7 separate regions of the Homo sapiens genome follow, and regions 2, 3, 4, 5, 6 and 7 are each linked to region 1. The links are chromatin loops, found by intact Hi-C in ENCODE. Cell type or tissue: OCI-LY7. All regions are shown on one strand.

Region 1 (4,000 bases):
CCGAAAGTTAGGTAATACCTAATCGGCAGGCGCTCCCCAATGATGCCACTGAGGTGGAGAGAAGGAAAGACAAATAGGAATAACAAACACGCCCGAATGTTAGCAACCTCGTGGCTGTTTCTTGCCGGATGCTTTCATGCTGTTCTCTGAGCTTGGGGAACTCTCAAGCCTTACAATTTCCAGGAAGATTTCATACACTTATTTCCCTATGGAGCGCTTACTCACCAGAAACCAGAGACTGGCAACATCTTAGAAGATTTTATTTCTAGTAGAAGTCCTATCTGTCAAATAATAAAATTCAAACACTAGGACTTATCTATGATAGCTGCCAATGAAAGGAAACAGGAACTCGTCTTGCTAGTTAATCCTGCTTTCACATAAACCATATCCAGTAAATGTATATAGTGTCTTAAAATTCCAGTTGTCAAACTACACCAAATGTCATGAGATCACTTATGACCCTGAGCAAGTCATTCGGCCCCACGAGCTGTAATTAAGTCACCTGTGTTAATACACCTGGCTGGCTGGGCTCAGTGGGGAAGTGGCTTTCAGCTGCTTTGCCACTACCGCCTCCTGCCACACCACTTTGACCTGATTTAAAGGCAGAAGATTTGCTCTATGGTAAGGTCTGAAATGCTGGGGTGGCATCTCTCTGATCCTTCTGAACAGCAATGCGATTCACTAAACAGCTACCCTCTTTGGTGTCTTATCTTCTAGAGCTGTCTGGGGACCTGGTGGCATAAGGGATGCTTAGCGCCTCACTAAAACAGCCTCGAGGGGGGTGGTAAAAAGTCTCCAGCTTCACAGCAGGGAACAGACTTAACAGTCTTTAGCCGCCATCACAGCACAATACCTAATGCCATCCAAAACATCCCTTACTGTTTTATGGGAAATGTCACTATGGACCAACTTAACATTGTGACTTATTAAGTAAACAGAAAAGCTGTAGAGTATCACGGATGGACGTGAGCCCTTCACAAGCATTAGAGACTCTATGGGTCTCACTTTCTTCTGTAGGGTCATTCTAGGAGTCAGATAAACAGGAAACCTAACACACAGTGACACCTGCCTGCCATGAACCCCACTCCGGGAGTCAGCTCCAATGTTCTCAGCTTTCATCTCAAAAACCTACGCCAGAGAGATTTTCCTTCCGAATTCACCAAGTAAAAAAGATCTACCTTGGATCATGCAAATGACCTTTTAAACACTAAAGCAGAAGAAAGTAACTTAAAATTATAGACAACATCCAGGTGAAAATTTCAGCTAAAACCTCACCACACACAGACTCAAGAGCATTGTAGAGCTAGAGAGTTACTGACTTCAACCTGCCCACTTCAGAGACCAGGAGATAGGTCCCTGAGAGGCTGGCTGACCTGCCCAGGTCACAGCACAGCTGGCACAACCAGATGGGCTCCTGAGAGCTGGGTGCTGCTGGCTAGGCTTAGAAGTATTCTCTAATCTTGCTATATGATTTGGGCCTACTTTGATCTCTACTGAAAAATTTTAAAGAAAAGGTCTAATTGAACAAACACCATTTCACATTACATGGGACTCATACAGGGATTCAAGTCCACGCTGCACCTGCTTGAACCCACCAGGCAGTACCTGGGCTGAATGGCTGTACCCTATCAGATCTGATTTCATCTGACATAGCGAACAAAACAGCACCCATCACTGAGACCTCAGGTAGGGACTGTCACACAAAAAGGCCCCTTCAATGCAGCAGCATGTGCCCTTGTTTTCAGTCATGAGTTTACTGTGTAGATGTCACATTAGACCAAATTTTGTTTTAATAACCTTACTGACAAGTTGCATAAGAATTATCTTTACCGTAAATAAGCAACAAGAAACCAGTTTATTTACTTAAAGCAGGCTTTCTGAACCCCAGCACTATTGATACTTTGGCTCCGGTAATTCTGTGGTGTTAGGGGCTGTCCTGTGTGTTGTAGGATGTTTAGCAGCACCCTGGTTTCTAGCCACTAGATGCCAGCAACATCCCTTCCCTGGCTGTGACACCCACAAATGTCTCTAGACATTACTAAATGTCCCCTAGGAGACAAAACTGCCCCCAGCTGAGAACCAGATTTAAATGCAGTTTTCCAGTAACTGAGAAAAACACATTCCCACTTTGGGTCTTTTTATACCACAGATTATTTGTGTTCAGTAAGACTGCAGTGTGGGGAATATAAACATTTGACCTCAAAGTGGAGAAGGTCTGGCAGCCTGGCTGAGACCCAAGCGCTAAGGAAGCCCCAGGTACACACCACACTCTCCAGCTAGGCTCCTGGTCTGCTGCACACCACACACTCTGGGATTCCAAATCTTTATTATTCATTTGTTCACTTAGACAAGTTCTGCAGCAGGAGGCAAATACACACGTTCAATAAAGGGAGAGCTATGCACTCTCCTCCAACAGCAGACACTGCCTGCCTGGGCACCAACCACCCACCAGGGCTCTGAGCGGGGTAGGGGGGCCCAGGTCTTGATGATCCTACACTCTGGGCAGGTCTCAGGGAAGCAGCTAAACATTTATGGGGATCCCTGGGTTTCTCCAGGCGGTAAAGACCTCTGTCTCTGAACAAAAGCCTCTTGGGACCACATGCCTCAGTCTCTGGCTGTGGTGTGACTATGGTTGGTCTCCATCAAAACTTGTGTTGAGGCTTGGTCCCCAGTATAACTGTGTTGAGAGGTACAGGGAGCTTTGAAGGGCATTTGGGTCATGAGGGATCCGCCTTGACGAAGGAATGAATCCGCAGGAGTGAGTGGCCGCGCTCTCAGGACTGATGAGCTATTGTGAGAGGTGAGAGCTGGTTGCTATAAAGCAACGTCACCCCTGTGCTGTGTCTGTTTTGTATGCCCTGCTCACTGCTAACCCATCTCACAGGGGCCTCTGCTAGGTGACGCCCTCCACCACATTACAATGTGGCACGAGGCTCTTGCCAGATGCAGCTGCCCAATCTTGAACTTCCCAGTTAGATAAAAGCTAAATACACCTTTTTTCATTATAAATTACTCAAGCTCAGATATTGTGCTAATAGCAACAGAAAATGGGCTAGAACATCCCTATACTGCCTTTAAAAAAAAACCTGGCTGGACTGACACAATAGCAGTTTTTAATCAGCCAATCACACGTCCTATGACCCATATAATATTCACCACCTGCCTTGGTCAGTTCAAAGTGGGATCAAGAATGGGCTGGGCTGGCAGCACAGGCCAGGCACCGTTGTGAGCTTCTACATACATTAACTCAATCTTTGCCCCAATCCTATGACATAAGAACTATTATTTCCTCCATGTTGCAAAGGGGAAACTGAGGCCCAAAGAGGTATAGTAACTTGCTCAAGGCCACATCCTAGCAGGTGGTAGAGCTGGGGTTCAGATCCCAGCTGGTGTCTCTCTGGAGTTCCCTGCCCACCACGCAGAGCTGCCTCTGCTGTACTCAGAGCTGGGACTCAGATCCGAGCCGGTCTCTCTCTGGAGTTCCCCACCCGCCATGCATGGCTGCCTCTGCTGTGCTCAGAGTTCTGGGGCCAAGCTGGGCATCCAGGTAGAGCTGTTCAGCACATCCTGTGTCAACTGTTTCGATCATCAGGTGAAATTCGTTATTTGGGGCATATAAACAGATGGCAACCTCTGAACCACAGGAGAGGTTGGGCTCTGCTGAACAGGAAACTAGTCCTCTGTTCCTGAATGACCACGTCCCAGGATTGGCAGGATTCATGGTAGGTCCTAAACTTCAGGGCCAGGAAAGCTGAGGGCAGCCTGTGTCAATTGGCACAGTGCCCGGGACACGGAAATCCTCTGCCTCGAGGTCCTGTGTTGTGGGCACAGCACACGCACTTGCTCTCTCCTAAGCTTGGCCTCGTCTTTGGGAAGGGAACAGCAGGGAAGCCAGTGGCAAGCGGGGGCCTCAATCCCGCGCGCCTGTGCACTTCAGCATAGCGGATGTCTTCTCTGCACGGAGGGGCCAGGTAACCAGGAAGGGTCTGGAAAACTGAAG
Region 2 (4,000 bases), 88 kb after region 1:
ATATTTAAATCTTTGATGTTTTTTTTTGGTATGAGGAATGAGGAGTGATTCCAACCTTCTTTTCCCCAAATGTGATCCAGTTGTCCCAGTGTCATTTATTTAATCACCTTCCTTCCCCCACTGCTATGACTGCTCCCTTTACTGTATATACCTACATAAAAGCAGGTACTTACCATAGGTCCTGCCCTCAGGTCAAGCGACCTCGATGTTACTGTACTTTAGTTGTCCTGCACATCCCTTCTGAACCACCTCTCCCCTATGGTGCATAAGCTCTGGGTCTGGGAGTGATGGGTCAGGAGCCACCCATGTTCTGATGAACCCCAGTTCTGGGAAGGCCTCTAAGATTTCCAGTTATCTGCTGTTCCTGTGGAAGAGCAGGTGCTTACCATAGGTTTAAATATGGTATGAGGATATGAGGATATAAAAAATACCATGTTTATAGGGTTAGGGTTAGGGTCCCTCCCCCAACACTGGGGATTACAATTCAACATGAGATTTGGGTGGGGACACAGAACCAAACCATATCAGTCTCCAACATAGCTTTTCAGGGGGACACAATTCAGCCCATGGTAGTGGTTCTCACCATGTCCTGTGGGCCATCCAGCCCTAAATTCCTCCGCAGCCACTCCCAGGCTCCTGGGGCCTTCTTGGGATTTGTGGCTGTGCATTCGATGCTGCCATTTTCCTTTCTTCCGACTTCTGATCCTTGCAGAATTGTTGGCTGGTTGAATTTGGGTGGGGGAGGGAGCATTCAACTCAGCCCATAATATGCACCAATATGAATCACGTTTAAAAAAGTCTCAAATTTGGTTCTAAAATAAGATGTACTTTGGTGGACGGTTATGATAGCTCTTTCTTCTTAGACGAGTGCAGCAGTGTTTGCCAGGGCCAGTGCTTGGCTTGGTGGTCCCAGGCCTGTCCTTAAGCTCTTCAGCACCACAGGCTGCAGCCTGGAGACAGGCACTGGCTTAGGCCTTTGGCCCCCTTGGCTGCCCAGCTTGAGGCCGGCTCCGCCCCCTTCTCACCACTTTCCATCTTTCCAAAGAACCAGGTCTCGGAGGGGAACATTAAGCTGCAAAACAACATTGTCATCCGCTCAGCCTCAGGGAACGCTGGTAGAATTCCCTTTCAGGCTTGTTTTTTTCTTTTTCTTTTTTTTTTTTTTTGAGACGGAGTCTTGCTCTGTCGCCAGGCTGGAGTGCAGTGGCGCGATCTCGGCTTGCTCCAACCTCCGCCTCCCTGGTTCAAGCGATTCCCCTGCCTCAGCCTCCTGAGTAGCTGGAACTACAGGTATGCGCCACCACGCCTGGCTACGTTTTTGTATTGTAGTAGAGACGGGGTTTCACCATGTTGGCCAGGGTGGTGTCGATCTCCTGGCCTCGTGATCTGCCCGCCTTGGCCTCCCAAAGTGCCAGGATTACAGGCATGAGTCACCATGCCTGGCCCAGGCTTGTTTTTTTTTTCAAGCACACAGTGAGGAAGTCAACAAGAGAATGTGGGTGGGGCATGGGTTGGGATGGCGTTGGTGACAGGACGTCCACTTCCAGACGGTGTCAGCAGGGGTCAGACTTGGCTCACAAACACCAAAGCGACCCACCCAGGGAGAGGAAGGAAAAAAGAGTGTCTTTTGTTTTCTTTTTTTGGGATTTCCTATTGGTTCATAGAGTAGACAGTTTACACCCAATCATGATAATCCCACCAGGCATTTCCGTCTCTGCCCTTTTCCAGCCCAGCTCTGTCCGCAAGGCTCAGTCCATACAGCGAATGGTTCCTTCTGGAGGAACAGAACCACTGAACTGGGGTCCTCTGCCTTGGGGGTGGAATGAGGGTCTGACAGAACCAGAAGCATAGAATATCGAGAAAATGCTATTTCTTGCACACTAGATCTGGAGATCTGGAGATCTGAGTTTCAAACCCATCTCATTCTCCTTGCAAAACCTGTGAGCAGCCCAGCAGGATGAGAGGGGAATTACCTGTGTCTGGCTTTGCCCAGGGTGGAGGACCTGGAAGCTTCACCCCTGAGAAGGTGAATCCAGAGATTCATTACAGACCACCTGAACACGTGACTGTGATTTCAATGCCATACCTTGACTTGCAGCACTTTAATTCATCATCATGATTAGCGAGCGTGGCACTGTGGTATCCAGGAGGGACTTGGACCCAACCACACACTTGCCGAGGAGAAAGAACAACCACCCAGGTGCCCAGCGGTGGGGTGTATTTGTTGCAGGACGTACTGCCCAGCCACCTACATCCCAGTGAATCCATCTCTTCTCTAGTCGGTATCTGCTGGGATGCGTCTAGAACAATCTCCCTGAAGACGTCATTTCGGTATGGCCTGGACTCGAAGCAGGCCTGTGAGTGGGGTGCATGCTCTGCTCTCTGTGGCTGTGTCAACTTCAAACTTCTTTATGTTTGGACACAGAAAAACTACATCATTAGTGAAATAAAACAAGGGACAGACAGATGCGTCTTTTTCTCAGGAGGTCGTGTTTGATTGACTAAAACAGCAAGGAAACTTTTATTGGGTCTGGCCTCCTGTGCATTCTACACAATGTGGGCCGTTTTTGTCACAGCCCGGGGTGTTCACCATCTTTATTTCTACAAGAGCTCCCTTTGTGTTCTGCCCTCCACTTGCCTGGGTGCTCACAGGGGAGGCTGAGGGTGCAGCATGGGTCCTTCCTGCCCTGTCTCTGCATTCACACTATAAAAGGCACTCACAGAGCCACCACCACAGCCCCAAACTGCAATCATGAAATAACACCTGCACTGGATCAGGGGGCTAGAAGAGATGAAAGACCGATGGACTGTCACTACACCGTGCTGGGATCTCTGCCTGCAGCATGAGGCACCACATGTGTGGGCTGTGGGAGCAGGTGTGACCTGTGGGCTGGGGCATGAGACTCCCCACTGGGGAGACCCCATCCCCTGCTGGACCAGCTTCCTCAGCATCACCATCATGGACAGACTCCACTTTGCTCGTGGCCCTTCTTTTGGGGCCCCATTAAATCGGGGGAGCCTACTTCTCCCACTGGCAAAGTCCTCTTCTCTCCTCTACGTGATCAGAAACAAGAATAGGAGAAGCCAAAAAAGGCCTGCAAGGGGAGTGTCTCAAATCCCTATGTCCGAGGCCCTGTACGGGCAGCTCCGCTGTGCTTGGAAGGATTGGGGTATGTTATGGCAGGCTACAGGATAACCCCCAAAGATGTTCATGTCCTAATCCCCGGGACCTGGGAATATGCAACTTTATGTGGCAAAAGGGACTTTGCATGTGTGGTTAAGGCTCTTGAGATGAGAATTGATCCTGGGTTATTGGGTGGGCCCAGTGTCAACACAAGGGCCCTTGTAGGAGGGAGGCAGGAGAGTCAGAAGCAGAAGGCGATGTGGCTGTGAAGGCAGAGACTGAGAGAGCTTGGAGGCTGCTACGCCGCTGTACTTGAGGAGGGAGGATGCAGGTGGCCTCTAAAAGTGAGAAAAGGCAAGGATCCTCCCCTGGAGGCTCCAGAAGAAACATAGCCTGCTGAGAAAATGCCAACCTCCAGAACCGTAGGAGAGTCAGCGTGTGTGTGTGTGCATGTGAGCGTGTGTGTGCCTGTGTGTGCATGTGTGTTTGTGTGTGTGCATTGCATGTGTATGCCTTTGTGTGCATGTGTGCAAGTGTGTGCATGTGTTTGTGTGCTCATGTGTGCATGTATGCATGCACGCGTTTGTATGTGTATGTGTGTTTGCATGCTTGTGTACCTGCGTGTGTGTGCATGTGCGTGTGCATGTGTGTGCGCATGTGTATGTGCACGTGTTTGTGTGTGTGCATGCTCGTGTGTGCCTGTCTTTGTATGCATATGTGCATGTGTGTATGTGCCTGTGTGTGTGTGTGTGTGTGTGTGTGTGTAAAGTTTGTGTTCTTTCCATGACCCCCAGGTTTGTGGTCATTGGTTACAGCAACCACAGAGACATAGTAACATGAATGTTGACAGCACGGAGCAGCAACCCAGTTTTGACC
Region 3 (4,000 bases), 230 kb after region 1:
CGTCGTGGGAGAGGGCGGGAGGGTGTCAGGGGAGAGTCTGCCCAGGCCTCAAGGGCAGGAAAAGACTCCCTAAGGAGCTGCAGTGCATGCAAGGATATTTTGAATCCAGACTGGCACCCACGTCACAGGAAAGCCTAGGAACACTGTAAGTGCCGCTTCCTCGGGAAAGCAGAAAAAATACATTTCAGGTAGAAGTTTTCAAAAATCACAAGTCTTTCTTGGTGAAGACAGCAAGCCAATAAAACTGTCTTCCAAAGTGGTCCTTTATTTCACAACCACTCTCGCTACTGTTCAATACTTGTACTATTCCTGGGTTTTGTTTCTTTGTACAGTAAACATTATGAACAAACAGGCACTTTTTTGTATTTGTTTGCTAATTAAGTTTAAACATCTGTGACACATTGGGTGGCCTTCTTTTCTCTTTTTTTAAAAAAATGGATGCAGCTATAGGAAATGAATGAGCTGGTGGCAGTGGGGATTCCATCTCACGTCCTCATGAAGCCTTATCCACTTCTGGACCTGAGTGTGGTTCTCTCCCCATCGCACTGTCTTGGGACACGGCAGCTCTCCGCTCCCACCAAGACGGTTTTAGATGTACGAAGGCCAGTGAGCGCTGCCTGGCTGGGCCTCCTGTGAGCGCTGCCTGCCTGGGCCTCCTGTGAGCGCTGCCTGCTTGGGCCTCCTGTGAGCGCTGCCTGCCTGGGCCTCCTGTGCTGCTCCCACTGCCGGGGCTCTCTTAGGGCCGGATCCACAATTCCACTGCAGTGCGGTCACAGCGGTGGGGTTCTTGCTCTGAGCTATCTGTTCCCTTTTGAAAAGAGACAACTGCTCCTTTAAAATAGCAGCTTTTGTTTTTGAGCTTGCACTCGGGGCCTGGTCCCTAGAGCTCATAACATCCCTAGAAGGGAGGTAGTATTGCCCTTGTCTTACAGATATGGAAAGAGACTTTCTTGAAGTAGCTTGTCCAAAAGCCCCTACTGAGAGGGGACACTGTCAGGATGTCCTGGTCTCTAAATCTCAAGCCCTGGGTGTCCCATCCAATGCCCCGAAGCATCAGCTGCCAGCCCTGGGAGGGAAACTTCCAGGGCTATCCCGGGCCTCAGAGCACACGCCAAGTGTGGCCTCCCTGCTCTGGAGCTCTGCTACTGAGAGCTGCTCTGGCCGGGACATCCTCCGAGGCGGGGCTCTGCATCCCTCTCCCTCACAGACCATGCCCAGCCTTTGAGGGCTGGAGGGATGGAAAGGTTGGCCCCAGGCCCTGGCCTCAGCCTCAGGCCACCCTGCCACCAGCTGGATGACCAGCTCCGTTTTCCTCCTACCCCACCTGGTGCCCTGTACCCCGGGACAGGGCTCTGCTGCCTCCTTGCCTCATTCATGGGCACCGCCCACCTACATTTCCAAAGAATTTCTTGACTTGCCCCACCCCGCCGTTCCTGGCATTGCCTTCTGCAGTCACTGCAGACACCTCCTGCACTGTGGTCCCCCCGGCCCAGACTTCCCACTGTGCCCTGAGAGGGAGGGCTCCCCCAGAACTTGAGCCAGGTGGGACTCCTCCTTCACCCACCACAGAGCTGCTCCCTGTCTCCAGCCTGAGCCTGTGCCTTCCTCAGACAGGACAATGCTTCGTGCACATTCTAGAAGCTTCACCATTGACTCCTGCTGCCCGTGTGGGCTGGATCGAGGTTGCTTCCATCAAATGAAATAGCATCAGATGGAGAGATCTGCTGGCAACAACCGGCAGGACAGAGACTCCCCATAATCCAGCTGTGCAGGGCAGACCCCAGTGAGGAAAGGAAAGGGGCTGAGGAGGGCTGGGGTCCTGGAATGAGCTGGACTGGACCCCCGTCTTTCTCTGTCTCCCGTGTCCTGCCTCCGACCGTCTCTGCCTCTCCCTCGCTTCGACTTCGGTTGCTATGGGGACCTTGGAAGCTCCCTGCCTTCCTCGCGAGCCCCAGGCATGGTCGGGGGGCTCTCAGAACCCCGGGTAGGGTTTATGCTATGAGAAAGAGCGCAACGCCCCTGACAGCACCCACCTGGGGGCTGTGACATTCTCATAAGAGATCACAGACACCAATGGGGGAGCAGGACCCAAAAGCAGCCCACCCACCCCCCAGCCCGACGGCAGAACGGAAACCTGGTCCAAACCACAAAGCGACCGAACAGCGCCCTCTACTGACTGCTGGAGTCACTGCGGCTCGCCACCAATCACAGCTGTGCCCTGCCCCTTCTAGATACAAATTAAGATACGCAGCCCCAGAATGACCCTGGGCTTCCTGTTGGTGAGGAGGATCTGGGACCCAGGACACATGATCTAAGCCGAGGGTTCCCAGTGGAGGCTGCTGCCACGGGGATGTTCGGGAATCTGTGGGCACGTTTATGAATCGTATGAAAGGGGGCATTGAGTGGACACAGGCCAGACATGGCAGGACCCTGTGGTGTCCCCAGGTGTCCTGAACAGACCACTGCCTCCACCCGATAGACGTCCTGGCGTCCTGTTGGACACACATGGTGGCTGCAAACCTATTCACGGCGATCGAAACCCAGAGACTACTTCTGTGTTACATTTTAACACAGTTGTTTTGGTTGTTGTTTGTTGTTTCAAATGGCTTGAACATACCTGAATTCTCCAGGAGGGTATGTCATGTAAATCAAGAAGACACTGCATTTGTTTGGTTTGCAGCGTTAGCTGAGTCGTTCATTTCAAGCATGTCAGTGCCAGGGCTGCCTGTGTTCCTCGGGTGGCCCATCCAGGGGGATTCAAGCCCCGGACTCCTTCATCCCGTCCTCTGGTGTGGACATGGGGAGCATGGTGCACTGAATAGGAATGTACTGAACATTACTCTCCTTTTATTTCTTATATTTTCATAAGGCCTCGTGCATATTTAATTTCCAGCACTGGGCATCAGTTGACAACAGCTGTCCAGAGCCCAGGTGGCCTCAACGCCACCTGCTGGGCCTTCCCACCTCCTGGTCTGGGCACATCTGAAACCGACATCCATCAGCGGCTCACGGCGAATTCAAATAATGAATTGTGACCCATAGGACCCAGGAACCATTTTTATGTCAAATACCTTCATCACTAACTTGGAAATGGTCCGTGTTTCCAGAGCCTTCCAGAATGAACACTTTGATTGCCAGAAGAAGCCAGAACATGGCTGGGCTCCCTCGCTGCTGGCGTGTGCTGCTGTTGGAAAGGGGAGAGAAACGCTAGGCTTCTCCCCACGCTGCAGCCGTTACACCCCATGATGGTTTTCCGTGCCATGCCCATGCCTTCCCCCTCCTCTTGAGTTGGTGGTGAAGGGTGCGGCTGTGGCACTTCTCATTTTCCACAGTTCCTCTGGAGTCTGCTAGAAAGCTCTACATTGTTCCATAATACATTGGATATTCACTTGTATTCATCACTGTATTCCAAGGATTCATAATTTCCAATGGCGAGAATTTTGGCTTCAAGCTGAGACACCCATGTGGGCTTCCATAAGTAGCAGACGTACTGGGGAGTTCTTGCCTCCGAAATGAGTGGGGGAAGGACTGGGGAGGAAGAGCCTCCCGCAGGCTGATGGGGAGTCCCCAAAGCAGAGTGCCCCTCGAGGGACCCTGTGTCTGGTGGGAATGCCCTGGTTGGGAGCAGCCTCAGGGAAGTGGGCCTGGCGTGGATGTCATGCTGGATGCGGGGCTGTCGGTGACCTGGGTCCCTGCAGCAGGTCGTCTCTGAGGGACAGCTGAGTGGTAGGTGCATCTCCAGTGGCCAAGAAGCCTCCCTGCTCACTAGGTTTTTGCTCTGAGGCCCTGCAGGGCCCTGGGCTGTGACACAGCTGTGGAGGCTGGAAATTCTCCCCTCAGTCCTCCTTCTTGGGGGCTCGAGAGGCACTGTCATGTATTGGAAAGAGTTAGAGAGCCCTGGGGCTTCAAAGTTCCTATCAGCAAAATGGGACAATTATAATGGCTGTATCAGAGGGTTGCCGACAGCTGCAGAAGCAAGGTGCAGGCTGAGAAAGCTCAT
Region 4 (4,000 bases), 160 kb after region 1:
CCTTGAGTCCCTGACTCAGTTCCCACTTCCTCCTTACACGTGCACAGTGCCCACTCCAGGCCTCGGGCAGTGCCCCTCGTTCCTGGCAGAGGGGAGTGTTCACACCACAAGGGTGGGGTCTGGAGCAGTCAGGGAGGTGCGTGCACCAGCGGCAGTGAGGAGGGGGCTGCAGAAGGTTCCTGCCTGCTCCTGACATCCCAGGGTGTTGTCATCACTGGGGGAATAGGATGGGGAGTGGTGCTGCCAATGCTGGGCACTGACCAAGCAGGGCAGGTGCTTTTCCCACCGCATCCTCCACAGCACCCACCATCCTCAGGTCTCCCCAAGAGCCTGACCACCTCCCCTGCTGAGCTCCCCCTTGCAGCACTTGTCTTAGAGCTGCTGTGAGCTCTGGGAGCAGGGGCAGTGAGGGTGGGGAGAGAGGAGCAGGTGCATGGTGGTGACACCATGTCCCCCAAAGAAGTCTGCAGGGTGGACCCACAAGCCTTTGTTCCCCTCCATAGCCTGTGGTCATAGAAGGGGCTACAGCTCACGCATCGTGGGTGGAAACATGTCCTTGCTCTCGCAGTGGCCCTGGCAGGCCAGCCTTCAGTTCCAGGGCTACCACCTGTGCGGGGGCTCTGTCATCACGCCCCTGTGGATCATCACTGCTGCACACTGTGTTTATGAGTGAGTGCTGCTGACCATCTTCCCAGACCCCTGTTCACTCCTGGGTCATGTCAGGGTGGGGCTGCTTTGGGTGGTGAGAAGCGGGTCCAGAGGGAAGACAGAGAGACTAACCTCCAAGTAATGTACAGTTGGAGAGGAGTCTCCAGCCTCACTGTGGACCCATCATCATCAGCTGGGGGTAACTTGTGACCCTGAGCTTGTTTTAAGGATTGTAGCTCCTAGAGAAAGGGCAGACAGAAGAGGAAGGAAGCTCCTGTGCTGGAGGAAACCCACAAAAATGAAAGGACCTAGACCTTCCCATAGCTAATTCCAGTGGACCATGTTATGGCAGAGACAGGGTGAGACGGTGGTGCGGGAGGCTAGAGGGAATATGTTGGGGGCCAGGTACTGGGTCTCTTCTTAAAATCTCAGGAGTTTAGAGTGCAAGAAAACTACAGAAAAGACTTCCAAACACAATGGTTCTCCCTGATATTTTTACCCCCTATTTTGTTGCTGTTTGATGAACAGTAGTGCCTGATAGACTCCTTGCAGTGACCAATGTTGAGTTCAGCCCTCAAATGCCAAGACGACCTCAGAGGTGCTGAGAGTGAGGTCTGGGAAACACATGGGGTGTGGGTCTGTGTTTCTGTAGGGCGTGGCAGTGCAGTTGCATATACAGCATAAACAAGCAGGGTGATGGGACCACATCTTGCCTGATAACCTCTCCCACCATCTTCCTAGGTTTTCAGGATACCTGAGGTCAATGAGTTCAGTGGTTGGACTTTTCCTGTGCTTCACCTCTTGCTCTTCTCATTTCAGCTTGTACCTCCCCAAGTCATGGACCATCCAGGTGGGTCTAGTTTCCCTGTTGGACAATCCAGCCCCATCCCACTTGGTGGAGAAGATTGTCTACCACAGCAAGTACAAGCCAAAGAGGCTGGGCAATGACATCGCCCTTATGAAGCTGGCCGGGCCACTCACGTTCAATGGTACATCTGGGTCTCTATGTGGTTCTGCAGCTCTTCCTTTGTTTCAAGAGGATTTGCAATTGCTCATTGAAGCATTCTTATGATGGCTGCTTTATAATCCTTGTCAGATATTAATAATTCCAACTCCTGATTCATGTTGGTGTTGGCATCAGTTGATTATCTTTTCTCATTAAAATTGTGATGCTCCTAGCTCTTGGTATGACAAGTGATTTTCAATTGTATCCTGGACAATGTGGCTCTCATGTTTGCAGACTTGAGTCCTACCTACATTTTCAATGTTACCCTGTTTAAATGTAGTTTGTAGATCCTGGCCTACAGAATGAATGCACTGATGACTCTGCCAGGTAGATTGGTGGGCTGTAGTTCCAACAATAATTTTAGAGCCTTCGTGGGCTGTGTGCTTTGTCTGGTGCCACCTTCTCCCTGTTGGTGCCACCTTCTCCCTGTTGGTGCCACCTGGAGGCAGAAAGAGCTTCTTGAGGCCAGACCAGCTGGGGCCTCTAGGTGGTGGAAGAGAGTCATCCATCTGTAGGGACAAAGAGCACTTTCCTGTCCAGGAGCCTATTGTGGAGGGGTCACTCAGCCAGTGCCTCCCACCTGCCTGGTTTCTCCAGGTAGAGGGGCCATCTTGGTTGAGAAACAGAACCTCCCAGGCTGGCCAGGTGGTGTGGTGGAGTCCTCTCATTTCTTTACAAGCTGAAAGATGCTGGGCACCCTCAGCTCCCTGGAAGTACAGAAAAGTTCTCTCCCAACCAGCAGCTCCTAAAGACCCTGTTTCTTGAAAAAGTCAAGCCCTGCCCTCTGGACATTACGAAAATGCCAGAAGAGCCACACCTGATAAAACTTTCAAACATCTCGTAGATGCAAACAAAGTACTAGGAGACTACTCCCAATTAAATTAAAGCCCTCTTTCCTTCTTAAGAAAGCAGGGAAAGCATAATAAATAGGTTAATTCCCTCTTATTGAAGCAGAATCCTGACCTGAGACCAGCTGCAGGCTCTACCTGGCAGAGTCATTACTGCATCCATCACATGGACACGTAATGCCCAGAAACAAATATTTCCAGAGAAGCAGGAAAATGATTATGGTGGTGCCAGTCTGCCAACTATTATTAATGATATTGGTTATAGGAAATGAGGTGCCAGCACTTGTACTTTGCCAAAGTTTCAAGTGAGTTCTTTTATTCCTTCTCTACCTCTCCATTACTGTTCTGCACAGAAAAGCTCGGGGAACCTCAGGGTGTGTTCACACGAAAGCCCGAGGTATGTGCAGGGCACTCTGGCTTTGGGGGAGGCCCACAGGATCCAGCCCTACACACAGGCAAACTCGTCGCCTCCAGATATCCCAGGAACCATAGCAATATTCATGGAGCCGTGTTCTATAGGCAACACCCACACTGTGATCTAGCCAGGAGTGGGCACGCGTTGGCCTGAGAGCCTGGTCTGCCCCATCGTGTTTTGGTAAATAGACATTTTACTGGACACAGCCACACCTATGTGGGTACCTGTTACCTGGGGCTGTCTTCATGCTCCAATGGCAGCCAGAGACCGCACAGCCCACGAAGCCTACAACATTGACTATTCAGCCCTTTCCACAAAAGGTGTGCTGACCCTGGTCTAGGTTCCCTCACGCTGCGACGGTGGAGGGCTCTTTTACAGTTTTAAGTGCTCTGGGTGTGGTGGATGGGGTAAGGGGCTCCTGCTGTGAGCTGATCGTTTTCAAGTAACCAAGGGCTTGACCTTCCTTCCCTTGGGAGATAGTTTGGGCTCCTCAGAGGCAGAAGCATAGATGAGATTGTTTTCTCGGACTCCTGCTTCAATTGAGTTGTGAACTATTGTTTCCCTTCAAGCAGAAATGATCCAGCCTGTGTGCCTGCCCAACTCTGAAGAGAACTTCCCCGATGGAAAAGTGTGCTGGACGTCAGGATGGGGGGCCACAGAGGATGGAGGTCAGTGGGCTGAAGCCAAGATTCGGAGTCCAGGGGCTCAGAACCCAGAGGGCTGCGGAGGGGGCTCCCCCAATGTCCCATTGTGATGTTCCCATGGGCTGCCCAGATACCCCGGCCAGGGAGTGCATGTCAGCTGCTCGGGACACAGTCAGCCAAGGAACTGTGGGTCAGGAGTCACGGTTCCATTGTTATGGGGACAACATGACCCTGCAGACCTTCTCAGGAGAGAGTTAGACCTTCTCGAACACAGCAGGTGTTTCCCTTTCCCTGCCCGGACCCCCGGCCTTGTTAACTGAGGACATACAGAGCCCACCTAGACAACCCTCCCAGGCTTCATTCAGAACTCAAAGATTCGTATTTGTGAAGACTCTTTGTCTTGTGGGACTTTGGAAGATGTGTTCTTTCATCCTACAAA
Region 5 (4,000 bases), 70 kb after region 1:
CTGTGGCCACTTCAATGCCCTTCCACCTGAGGGGACACATGTCTGATTGAAATTAGAGGGGAAAGTGGCAGAGGCACGATTATGGTTAAAATCCTTCACTAATGCAAAATAGATGAAACACAGGGCCAGGTGGACACCCTGTCTGGACCTTGCAAGGGGCCTGTGCCTGTGCAGAGTCTGAAGCTGGAGGCTGTCAGCTTCATGGAAATCCCTGCACCCCATTCTTTTCATTCAGTGCAGTCCCTTTCATGTTGCTGGCTTTGAAGGGACTGGGCGGGCTGCCTGGCAGAATATCTCATCTTCTGGGCTTGTCTGGGCTCTCTTGTTCTTTAAGCTCTGGGCACTTCTTACTGCCAAAGAAGCTGGAGCTAAAGGTTTGGTGGATTCACGGTAATGTTCTTAGCTGGAATTCACATTTGTGGTGTTACAGACTTCCTCCTTCATTACAGCCTAAGGCATAGCCTATCTGGTTGATCCACTGTTAGTTAACCCCAGATAACGATTAGGGCCTGATATCTTTGCGGTCATGATTCAGCCCACTACAAGTATGGTTTGCGAGATGGTGTTTTTCCAACTCCACTGTTCCTTCTGAATTTATTAGGCTGTAAATCATGGATTTATTTGGTTCCCATGAAATGCAGCTCCTCCTAGAAAAACAGAATAAAACCTTTCATTCTTTCCCTTGTATGACCAATTTTATAAGCGAGGTGTTAGTTTAGCAGATGCTTCAAAGGTGACAAGTCCCTTTGTTCTGGATCTTTTTTGCATAGTCACCATGGGCTTGTGGATGTCACTGAGTCAATGCATTTCAATCCACTCCAATCACTTTTCTTTATGATGCAGAGACAGACACAACTTTGGCCAGTGGTAGCTTCTTCATGCCACTGTTTTGTCCGGTTGACAAGACCCCATTGGTCCTTGAAAACTTCAGTACTTTTTAGTGTTTTTGATGTTTTGTAATTTATTTTTGTATAATTTTAAACTTAAAGAAAACTTGCAAGAATAGAGAATGAAACTCCTCTATACTCCTTAACTAGACTCAGCAATTATTTGCGTTTTGCCCCATTTGCTTTATCATCTTGCTGAGAGAGAGAGAGAGAGACAGAGGGAGAATAGCATGTAGAGAAGGTATAAATACACGGTAGACATACACCATTTCTTCACAACCTTTTGAGTATGATAGGCCTATTTCAGTATCTATTTTGTAAAAACAAGATATTATATAGAGTATAATTATCAAATTAAGAAATTTCACATTGATATAATTTTTGTAATCCATAGTGCATATTCACATTGTACCAGTTGCCCCCATCATGTCCTTTTTAGCTAATATTAATGACACTGGGCATTCATTCATGTACTTATTGAATATTTGTATATCTTCCTTTGGGAAATGCCTGTTCAAATATGTTTCAAGTTTGTATTGGGCTGTTTTGTTCTTTGGATTGTAGAAATCCTCTACATTTTCTGTCCTTTGTCAGAAGCAAGGTTTTGCTTAATTTGTGGCTCAACAACAAACTGTTGCTGTTTTCTCAACTGCGTCCTTGATGAGAAGTTTGAATATTGTTTGTTTGTTTTAAAAAGACCTTGGTATTCCACTCTGAGTTTCAATTAGGACAGCTGGGAGCGGTGGAGAGTCGGAGTTGGGGGAAGAGCTCAGCCCAGTGGCTGGAAGTCTAGTGCACTTGGTTTTTGTATGGGGAATGCTCGCTTTCCATTTTGCTGGGAAGACGTGCAGATGAGGGCTTCTGTCACCAAAGGCTGAAGCTCTGATGATCTAATTTGGGCAGAGTTTACCCACAGGATTTGAGGCTCCTCCTTGTGGCCTTTTCTGTCCTGGGTGCTCACTTGCTTTTTATCAGCTGCGGCTGCCATGAGCTTAGTCTGCTGGCTCTGCAGACCAGAAAGCCTGCGGTTTTCTGTTTTCCTTTGGTCATTTGTCATGGCTACGACCGCCACCACCACAGCCTTCATGACAGAAGCTCCCTGCTGCCCTCCTTTCTTCCAAGTGTCAACGCCCTTCCAGAATTGGTTTCATCTTATTCACTCTCCGCTGGCATCAGGCAGTTATTTTTTGTAATTTCTCCAGCGTGGACAGCTGCTGTCTGCAGAAGGGTTGGCTCTGGCAGGAGCTGACCAGATATGGAGACTGACTGCAGCATGTGACTGACTCTGGGTAGAGAAAAGTTTCGATCACCAAATGTCTTTATCATAAGCTGAAATATTAAGATATTCATCTTGATCTCAAGATGTGCGTGATTCTTATTTCAGGTATCTTTACCACCTTGGGCTGTTCCCGGCCTTTGCCAGCTCTCTTGAGTCTCCTTGGCGTCAGCATCCTCAGAGCAGGCCCCCGGCCAGTGTAATCGTCCGATGGGCTCTTCCTGTCCACTGCACAGACAAAATCAATTTACCGAGGCCACGGCATTGCAGTAGAGAAGAGGTGTCACTGACACGAGGCTGGCCCACGCAGAAGAACTGGAGTTACTACTCAAATCATTCTCCCCAAAGCCTTGGACACTAGGGTTTTTATGGACAGTTTGGTGGGCAGGAGGCTAGGGAATGGGTGCTGCTTATTGGTTAGGCATGAAATCACAGGGGTGCAGAAAATGGTCCACATGTACTGAGTCTGCATCTGGGTGGGGCCACAAGACCGGTTGAGTCATGAGTCCCAGATCCCCAAAGGGTCAGTCTGGAAAAATAATAATAATTAAAAAAAAAAACACTTAGGTTTTACAATAGTGATGTTATTTATAGAAGCAATTGGGAAAAATCACAAATCCCCATATGGCCCCTGGAAAGAAGGGATTATAGAAACTATGCCTACATTTTTTTTTTTTTTTTTTTTTTTTTTGAGACGGAGTCTCGCTCTGTCGCCTAGGCCGGACTGCGGACTGGAGTGGCGCAATCTCGGCTCACTGCAAGCTCCGCTTCCCGGATTCACGCCATTCTCCTGCCTCAGCCTCCCGAGTAGCTGGGACTACAGGAGCCCGCCACCGCGCCCGGCTTTTTTGTATTTTTAGTAGAGACGGGGTTTCACCTTGTTAGCCAGGATGGTCTCGATCTCCTGACCTCATGATCCACCCACCTCGGCCTCCCAAAGTGCTGGGATTACAGGCGTGAGCCACCGCGCCCGGCCACTATGCCTACATTTTAGCAGAATTCAGGTCCCTCCTACAATCCTATTCTTGTGGCCTTTCATTAGTCTTACAAGGTGGTTTTCAGTTCCTGAGCATGGATGGGGTTAGTTTTAGGAAGGGACTGTTATCATCCTTGCTTTCAAGTTAAACTATAAATTCTCCCCAAAGTTAGCTTGGCCTGTGCCCAGGAATGACCAAGGATGGCGTGGTAGTCAGAAGCAAGATAGAGTCAATGATGTCAGACTTCTCTTACTGTCATAATATACTGCAAAGGCAGTTTCACCGGAGCCTGTCTAGGGGATGTCTAGCACCGCCCTGCATCAATGCCTTCCTGAGAGGGGGTTTTGGGACCTCCACCTTGGAGAAACCCTTCAACTCCACCTGCTCTTCCCCCAGCTGGTATGAGGGCTGGCCCTGACCCTGGATGACTTCTCTGTTCTCCTGCCCTGAGATCGCAGCCTCAGAGGACACTCTTGTTGGGACTGCACACAGCATTTTGTGGTTATGGTGGTGGTTTTGAGTGGGCAAGTAGATAGTGGAGAAAGGGGAGGAACTGTGGTCAGGGCACCATTAATAGAGGGAGGCAGGGAAGGGACAGAAGGTAGAAAAGGGTGCAGAAAGAAAGAAAGGCGGAGGGTGAAGGGAGCTGCTGCTGCTGCTATCTGAAATCATGGTGGAGCCATGGTTCAGGGTTAAGAATAGTTCTGGACAGAAATATCGTTACAATTAAACATTAATCAGGCTACACTTTGACCCACTTCCTTGTAAGGGAAAGTCCCATAGCATGAGATACCAACCATCTGCACCCCACTGTTCCTCTAGACAGGAACTTCCCTGCTGTTAGAATCGTAAGGCTTCTG
Region 6 (4,000 bases), 390 kb after region 1:
CATCTGCTGTGTGTCCACAGCCGGGCATTCACCAGCAAGTTTACAGACCCTCCAGCATCTGCCAGCCAAGGGCCTTTGCTCTGCCCGGGTGAGGTGGGGTGAGCTCCAGGCCAGCACAGACACCAGCAGTAGCAGGGGATGGAGAAAAGATCAAGCCTCATTAGCTGAATGATGACTTCCACTTCAGCCAGTTGCCCAGTCCAGCTATGTTTCTGACCACACTTTGAAATCTGCCAGGAGATGAGGGGCCAGACTCTCGCCCCTTGCCCACCCCCGTGCTGGAGCCCATGGGCTCCTGGGGGCATGCAGGGCCGCAGATGCGTAGTGTCCTTCTCCCGGAAGGCTGCTGGGCCCGGCCTGCCGCGAGCTTCCCGTGAAACCTGGGCAACTTTGGCAGTGCTGGACGCGAAGCCCAGAGCCCACAAGAGGCACTCAGCACCCGACACTGTGCGGAGGAGGCCCACGGGCCCGTCTGAGGGCGCCGCTGCTGCTGTGACTTTGGCAGCAGGATGTGTGCTTCGTCACCTTAGGAGCCTGTGTGCTGGGCCCTCGGTGGGCAACACTGATCCTTACAAGAGCCTGCAACACGGCCCCATTCCACAGATCGCAGAGCCTCAGCACAGGTGAGCAGAGAACTGGGAGGAGCCTGCATCTTGGGACTCCCACTGCACCCCTCCTCCCCAGGAGGGACAGAGACGGGATGCGGGGATTGACTCCCACTGCACCCCTCCTCCCCAGGAGGGACAGAGACAGGGTGCGGGGGGTGACTCCCACCACAGCCCTCCTCCCCAGGAGGGACAGAGACGGGGTGCGGGGATTGACTCCCACTGCAGCCCTCCTCCCCAGGAGGGACAGACACAGGGTGCAGGGGGTGACTCCAACCTCAGCCCTCCTCCCCAGGAGGGACAGAGACACAGTGCGGGGGGTGACTCCCACCACAGCCCTCCTCCCCAAGAGGGACAGAGATGGGATGCGAGGGTTGACTCCCACCACAGCCCTCCTCCCCAAGAGGGACAGAGATGGGATGCGAGGGTTGACTCCCACCACAGCCTTCCTCCCCAGGAGGGACAGAGATGGGGCGTGGGGGGTGAACAGCGGACATTTAATACTCCCTCTCTGGGACAAAGCAGGTGCTCAAACTAAAGAGGGTTGCTAGCCACCTGGTCACAGCTGAGGACAGGCTTGGGGAGCCCCTGTCCAGCCCCTCTTATCTGATGACTTATGGCATGCAAGGCCGTTTTAGATACTCACTTCTGGTTTAGGTGCTTATGTGGCTACCTCAGCAGACTCCGTCACCCTCCACAATAGAGAGAGGTGTCACTGGGCATTGCGGGCGTCCCTTCCACATGCAGAGGTCCTCTTCTGAGCCACAGGGATCTCACCTGGGCCTCCCCAGCACCAGCTCCTAGGGCTGCTGGCTCCCTGCCACCTGTCTTACTCGCCTGTCCATCTGCCCCTGTCCTCCCAGAAACGGGAAGGGAGGGAAAAGATGTCTCCCATTCTTGGGAAATCCAGATGGGAGGGTGGACATCCGTGCTGTGGCCCCCACATAGACTCATTTGTCCTGCACTTCGCAATCACTCAGTCTCTGAAGAAGACCAGCCTCACTTTCTGAGCTATTTACAGGGCCTCCAGGGCACCACCTTTGCACACATGTGCCCCGGAGCCTGCAGGTCTGCAGAACAATTTCAGACACGCAAGAGGCTCAAATCCAGTGAAAGAGAACAAACAAGAGAACCCAGGGATGTGGTTGCTGCGGAAACTCAGGGGACATTCGGTTTCCAGCGTGGACTCCAGCTAATGTCGCCATCTAGTGGCCAGCATGGAGAGATGCAACCTGGGCCAGAGGGCCCATGGAAAGCCCCAGTAATTCTCCAGTTCCATCAGACCCTCCCCCGCCATCAGACCCTCCTCCATCAGAGCCTTCACCTCCATCAGACCCTCCTCCATCAGATTCTCTTCCATCAGACCCTCCACCTCCATCAGATCTTCCACTTTCCAGTGATTCACAGCTTGGGATCCTGGGCCAGGAAGATTGAGATCCCAATAGTGTCTGAACATGAGAACCTCCAGGGACCCAGAACCCCAGGAGCCCAAGGCCCACTGGCCTTGGGGAACCCCTAAGCCCTCTTCCCACATCTCAGAGGTACTCTGAGTTCTAAAGCCTGCAAAGACCCTCCTTCCCATCCCCCACAGAAAGCAGAGGGTGGCATGAACTTTACACCCAATGAGCTTGGTTTGAATTGCAGTTCCTTCACTGGCCAGCTGTTTGGCTTCAGAAAAGTTGCTGTCTCCATTTCCTCAACTGCGCAGTGAGAACAATCATTTGTGGAGGGCTTATAATGAGGCTTGTATAGAATATGTCTATGTCAGTTTCCCCGCTTCCACAGACAGGAGGATTTGAGTTGCCCACTCAGTCTGTTAAGAGATCTTCTGGGAAGTCTCCAAGGCCCTGAAGTCTGGCCTTACAGGTTGTGCACTGCACAACCCTGGGGTGACATCTGCACTGGAGAGCAGTGAACAACTTCTACAGACATCCAAGGGTCACCCAGGGGCCCTCCCTTCCTCCTTCTGTTTCCATACACTTTGGATTTAATCCCTTAAGCCATGCCAGTGGAAACAGTCTAGGATCGGAGGGTTTAAGCTGCAAGCAATATGCATGCTGATAATATTCTTAAACAGCAGTCATGACACAGCAGCATCCCAAAGCCCTTCCAATGAAGTAATGGGAACAGGTGCACAAGTCCATATGCATAGACGTGCATTTTTCTGTTTCTCTCTCTTCCTTCCACCAGAGGCCTCCCTGTATTTACTGCACGTATTATAGTATCCACAGGGGTTTTTCTTCAGATGGATTGTGAATACTTGAGGGCAAAAACTCTGCCTCATTTTTCTTGTCTTCCTCATGTCAGTATATAAACTGGGACTCAATACACATTCCTTGGTTGGATGGATGGATGGATGGATGGATGGGTGGATGGATGGGTGGGTGGATGGATGGATGGATGGATGGATGGTTGAGTGGATGGTCAGTCAGATGGTTGGGTGGATGGGTGGATGGAGGTGGATGGATGGATGGAGGGGTGGATGAGTGGGTGAATGCATGGGTGAGTGGTTGGATGAATGGATCGATAAATGGTTGAGTGGATGAATGGATGGATGGTTGAATAGATGAATGGATGGTTGGATGGATGAACAGACAGATGGATGGGTGAATGGGTGGATGGGTGGGTGGGTGGATGGATGGACAGACGAGCGGATGTGTGAACAGGTGGACAAATGGGTGGTTGGGTCGGTGGGTGAATGGATGGGTAGATGGTTAGATGGTTAGATGGGTGGATGAAGGGACCAGGTCAGGGGCATCTCACAGCACACATGCAATCATCACTCTCAGTACTTACCATGGCTGTCATCATCTGACTTCAGCGTCTCCCTCCCCCACAAGACCGTGTGCTCTGTGAGGGCAGGGCTTGGTCTGTCCCTCTCATCACTTCGCCCAGAGCGCTAAGCTCAGGGCCTGGAGCACTGTGAGTGCTCAGGAAGTGTTTGTCGAAGAATAGACTTGGATGGGGGAGGTAGGATGACAGGAAACCAAGTTTTCATTATTACAGAAAACACAAATGAACAGACGTGGCACATGTATTAAGATTACATGAGGCCAGGCGCAGCGGCTCATGCCTGTAATCCCAGCACTTTGAGAGGCTGAGGCAGGTGAATCACCTGAGGTCAGAAGTTCGAGACCAGCCTGGCCAACATGGTGAAACCCCATCTCTACTAAAAATACAAAAATTAGCCAGGCGTGTTGGCAGGAGCCTGTAATCCCAACTGCTCAGGAGGCTGAGGCAGGAGAATTGCTTGAACACGGGAGGTGGAGGTTGCAGTGAGCCGAGGTCACGCCATTGCACTCCCGCCTGGACAACAAGAGCGAGACTTTGTCTCAAAAAAAAAAAAATTACTTGAAAACTGTAGATGAAGTTTGAAAGACAGGGTTTTTAAATAT
Region 7 (4,000 bases), 200 kb after region 1:
ATCACCTCACACCCAGGACACCAGACAGCTCCTCACTATGGCACATGGGGGCATCTTAAATGGGAAATCACCAACAACAGGCATAAAAACGTGGCACTACATAGACCAAGAAAAGGACATTAGTTCACAGTATGGGTTGAGGCAAGAAGGCCTTGTGTGGCTGGGCATGGTGGCTCATGCCAGTAATCCCAGCACTTTGGGAGGCTGGGGCGGGCGGATCACAAGGCCAGGAGATCGAGACCATCCTGGCTAACACGATGAAACCCTGTCTTTACTAAAAATACAAAAGTTAGCCAGGTGTGGTGGCAGGCACCTGTAATCCCAGCTACTCTGGAGGCCAAGCCAGGAGAATTGCTTGAACCTGGGTGGTGGAGGTAGAGGTTGTGGTGAGCTGCGAGCGCACATTTGCGCTCCAGCCTGGGCGAAAAGAGCAAGACTCCATCTCAAAAATAAAAAAGGCCTTGTGTGACTTCAGTTGGGAATATGCATGTCTGTGACTCAAATTTGTCACCACTTTGTACGTTTCTGCAAACGACCTTGAAAGCACCCCAAGTATTGATTTAGGGTCACCAATAAATTTTAGTGAGTAGGCGAATTTGCAAATAGAGAATATGTAATGGGAATAGACTGCATATTCATTACATGCATTTTATATTCATTATCTATAGTTTGGAGTTGTGGTACACGCATGAATATCTCTAGCTATTGCTTCAGGGGCCAGCCCCAGTGTGATGTCCCCCTCAACCCACCCTGCCTTAGAAGCCCAATCTGACCCCCACCATGGGATGCTGGGCAGTTAACTGGAGTCAGGGGGCTGCAATGAGGGTGTGTGAATCAGATCTCAAAAATATCTATCGCACTTCGGCTCTACAGCGATTTCTCTCTCAGGGTCACTGTGTGACCTTGGACAAGTTACGTAGACTTTTTGACCCTAGTTTTACTCATATGCTAAGTACAGATATTCATAACATCTTCCCTTCTGGGTTTGTGGTGAGGCTTCATGAGTTGAATTAGGATGTGCTTAGAGCTGTTCTTGCTATGATTGTTCATACATGCACATCCTCATATCCTAGGCCCATTCTTCCGGGAAGACACACGTGGTCCTGGTTGTCTCACAGTGACTGTCCCAGTGGCGGGCACCCGGCCATCAGACCCTCAGCATTCCACCTGCTCACACAGGAGGGCCAATGCCTACCAAGCCCCTCCATAAGCACATCGGGGTTCCTCTCCCAGGGGCTCTTCCATGGTTGCCTACCTCTGCCTCACCTGCCTGTGGCCCTGGCTAATGCTGTGGTCCTGACACATAGCTATCCCCACCCCAAGCTGGAACTCTGCTATTGTACCTCTCCCAGAAACCCCTGGGGGCCTGCCCTTGCCAGTGAAATAGGCAGGCGTGTTGCCTTCCCTCTTGCTGCACTTTGCTGGGTGGGCCACGGCAAGGATGCCTGAGCCTTGGGGCCCCCAGGCGTGGAGCAAGCAGCCGTTTCTTCCTTGTGGAAGCAGCGTGGACACTGCAACCCATGAGGCCACCATTTCAGGGCCATGCATGCAGGAATATATACAGCGTGTGTCTTCTGGGTCTGCAGCCACTCGGCACTGGCTGGGAGGGAGCAGCCCCACCTTCCTCCAGCTAGTGGAGGGACCAGGCCACAGGGAGGTGCAGCCTGGCCACTGCGCCCTCTCAGTAACTAGCAGCAGCCCAGGGGCCTCCAGACAGGCTGGGCAAGGACTGGTTCCCATGTGCAGGACCACAGCTCCCTGACAGCCTCTGTCTCCTCTGACGCCCCATCTGTCCCTCCAGCATCTGTCCCGCCCCACCGGCCTATTCCCCGAGTCAGCCCATCTCTGCAACAGAGCTTCCCCCACCTCAGCCCCCTCTCAGGTCTGTGTAAAGAGTGGTGGGAGGTTTTCAGCACTTTCCTGGGAACTTTCTCAGCTTCCAGGGAAACCAGGGGAGGGAGGAGTAGCCCCACTCCCGCTGAAGGGCTCTGATCTCAGCTCCTGCCAGGCCTCCAGCAGCGCGGACACGGATGAGCTGACACCATCGCAGGACGGCCGCCAGTTTTCCACAGGGCCCAGTGGCTGCAGCCTCTGTGTTTGTTTTCTGTGATCCAAAGACTGCTCAGCACTTAATAATTGTTTGACTTAATGTGGCGCAACCAGAAATGTGGCTTAGAGGAAGGAAGGGCCCTCTATTCAACCTTCCGAGCGCACAGGGCTCATTAAGGTGTTTTCCCCTAAAGAACCCTACAGGCTAATGATGCTCCACAGCGCCCTCTGCTATCCATGCTGGGGACAGACTCTCAGCCTTCCTGCAGCCCAATGGGCAAGTGGGTTCGGCTTCGGCATCTGACAACACGCAGCTTCCTGATGTCCAGAGAGAGATCTCAGTGCCTATCACACGTTGCAAATTGCCCCGTCATTTCATCAGTTCACTGTGTTCACATTAGTAACGCTGATGATGGCAATGCTCATGCCTTGAGATTTTTTTAAAAATTAGTTTCTCGGAGGTATAATTCACATACAATAAAACTCACCCATTTTAAATGAATCAGTTCATTGAGTTTTGACAAATGTATACAACTGTGTAAACACTACCACAATCAAGATGTAGAACATTCATTCCCTCCAAGAAAATCCCGTCGTGCCCTTTGCTGTCAATAGCCTCTCCCTAGCGCCAGAAAACCAAGAATCTGTGTTTTTTTGCTTTAGTTTCATTTCTTCTAGAATTTCAAGTAAGTTTAATCACACAGTGCAGACAGTGCACAGTCTTTGAAGTCTGTTTTCTTTCACACAGCACACAGCTTTCTTTGAGATTCTTCCAGGTTGTTGCACAGAAGGGTGGTTCGTTCCTTTTCATTGCTGAGTAGTATTCCACAGCAGGATACACTGCAATATGCTTACCTATTTACCAGGTGATGACATCTGGATTATTCCCAGCTTTTTACTATTATGGGTAAAGTTACTATGAACAATTATGCACATGTATGTGAAGGGATTTGGGTAAATGCTTGAGGAAATGCCTTTTTTCTTGGAAGTGTAGCTATGAGTGGATTTCTGGATAGTACGGTGTTATGTTTAACTTCATAAGAATCTGAAAAAATTGTTTTCCAAGGATTGAGCCATTTTGTCTCCCCAGCCACAATGGAGGAGATTTGCAAATGCTTACTACATCCTTGGTTTACTAGTCTTTTACATTTTAGCCATTGTGGTGTGTGGAATGTGATATCCTGTTTTCATTTTAATTTACATTTCACTAGTAACTAAGGATGTTGAACATCTTTTCATGAGCTTATTTTTCACACATCTTCTCAGGTAAAGTATCTGTCTAAATCTTCAACACTTTTTAACTCAGGTGTCTTTTTCTTCTTTGTAATGAGTTGTAAAATTCTTTATATATTCTGCATACAAGTCCTTTACTAGATATATTTTGTGCAAATATTTTCTCCTAGTCTGTGACTTACCTTTTCGTTCATTTCCTTAAGAATATTTTTCAAAGAGAAAATATCTTTAATTTTGATGAAATCTAGTTTTTCTCATTTTTCTTTTATGATTCAAACTTTATGTTTCCTACCTAGAAATCTCTGCCTAATTCAAGGCCACGGACGTGTTCTATTATATTCTCTTCTAGGAGTTTTATAACTTTGGTGCTTATACTTTTGTCTATGACACATTTTCAGTTCACATTTTTGTATAAATTTGTGCATTTTCCTTTGTTTTTAAGTGTCTGAAACAATTTTTGCAGCATTGGGACTGTTAGGTACTTGAAGCTTGGCTAGAATTTCCCTGTGAGATTATCTGGACATGGAGATTCTTACGGCTTTTTTTTCTGGGAATCCCGAAAGAACCAGCCCTTCAAGGTGGATCCCGGGGAGCCAACTGGGGCTAAATTCAAAATAGAGCCGTGTGGCCATTTGCTGACTAGACGTCACACACGTACTCTGCATTCCTGGAAACCCACATGTTTGCTTCGTTCTGGGACATTCATAGCTGCTCCTGT

Evidence for each region. Hi-C counts contacts between places; a loop is a spot of excess contacts. Peaks named below come from ENCODE experiments on the same cell type or tissue, not always from the same donor. Only the 100,000 strongest peaks of a DNase experiment are listed, where the experiment ranks them.
Region 2: it touches region 1 in a loop (8-fold over the local background); 20 of 110 quality-filtered maps call a loop at or near these places.
Region 3: a loop joins it to region 1, with 8 times the contacts of the local background. A loop is called at or near these places in 8 of 110 quality-filtered maps.
Region 4: it touches region 1 in a loop (10-fold over the local background); 3 of 110 quality-filtered maps call a loop at or near these places.
Region 5: a loop joins it to region 1, with 5 times the contacts of the local background. A loop is called at or near these places in 20 of 110 quality-filtered maps.
Region 6: it touches region 1 in a loop (7-fold over the local background); 16 of 110 quality-filtered maps call a loop at or near these places.
Region 7: a loop joins it to region 1, with 16 times the contacts of the local background. A loop is called at or near these places in 8 of 110 quality-filtered maps.

Annotation. Positions count from the first base shown.
Region 1 is chr21:42,535,560-42,539,559 of GRCh38, reverse strand. It overlaps SLC37A1 (solute carrier family 37 member 1), which reads right to left. Exons shown (of 20, transcript NM_001320537.2): 6 at 1-48. Among named protein-coding and RNA genes, the nearest start is that of SLC37A1, 24 kb to the right of the region's middle. RefSeq lists enhancers at 3,443-3,492, 3,523-3,712, 3,763-3,812. In OCI-LY7, CTCF peaks have their summits at 1,025 and 1,976 (motif pointing right); DNase peaks (open chromatin) are centred at 549, 1,989 and 3,519; H3K4me3 peaks cover 2,427 bases; H3K27ac peaks cover 3,920 bases.
Region 2 is chr21:42,447,677-42,451,676 of GRCh38, reverse strand. It overlaps UBASH3A (ubiquitin associated and SH3 domain containing A), which reads right to left. Exons shown (of 15, transcript NM_018961.4): 15 at 3,993-4,000. Among named protein-coding and RNA genes, the nearest start is that of UBASH3A, 46 kb to the right of the region's middle. In OCI-LY7, CTCF peaks have their summits at 1,387 and 1,586; a DNase peak (open chromatin) is centred at 1,526.
Region 3 is chr21:42,308,022-42,312,021 of GRCh38, reverse strand. It overlaps TFF3 (trefoil factor 3), which reads left to right. Exons shown (of 3, transcript NM_003226.4): 3 at 1-355. Among named protein-coding and RNA genes, the nearest start is that of TFF3, 5.4 kb to the left of the region's middle. In OCI-LY7, CTCF peaks have their summits at 1,979 and 2,179 (motif pointing left); a DNase peak (open chromatin) is centred at 2,191.
Region 4 is chr21:42,379,702-42,383,701 of GRCh38, reverse strand. It overlaps TMPRSS3 (transmembrane serine protease 3), which reads left to right. Exons shown (of 13, transcript NM_001256317.3): 8 at 504-669; 9 at 1,468-1,637; 10 at 3,490-3,585. Among named protein-coding and RNA genes, the nearest start is that of TMPRSS3, 14 kb to the left of the region's middle. In OCI-LY7, CTCF peaks have their summits at 1,906 and 2,106 (motif pointing left); a DNase peak (open chromatin) is centred at 2,121.
Region 5 is chr21:42,465,313-42,469,312 of GRCh38, reverse strand. No RefSeq gene overlaps it. Among named protein-coding and RNA genes, the nearest start is that of RSPH1, 29 kb to the left of the region's middle. RefSeq lists enhancers at 44-133, 257-1,456, 1,993-2,152. In OCI-LY7, CTCF peaks have their summits at 1,621 and 1,822 (motif pointing left); a DNase peak (open chromatin) is centred at 1,822; H3K4me3 peaks cover 1,232 bases; H3K27ac peaks cover 1,518 bases.
Region 6 is chr21:42,143,497-42,147,496 of GRCh38, reverse strand. No RefSeq gene overlaps it. Among named protein-coding and RNA genes, the nearest start is that of UMODL1-AS1, 37 kb to the right of the region's middle. In OCI-LY7, CTCF peaks have their summits at 1,605 and 1,813 (motif pointing left); DNase peaks (open chromatin) are centred at 1,796 and 2,256.
Region 7 is chr21:42,336,300-42,340,299 of GRCh38, reverse strand. No RefSeq gene overlaps it. Among named protein-coding and RNA genes, the nearest start is that of TFF2, 13 kb to the left of the region's middle. RefSeq lists enhancers at 1,112-1,241, 1,747-2,442, 3,921-4,000. In OCI-LY7, a CTCF peak has its summit at 2,267; a DNase peak (open chromatin) is centred at 2,289.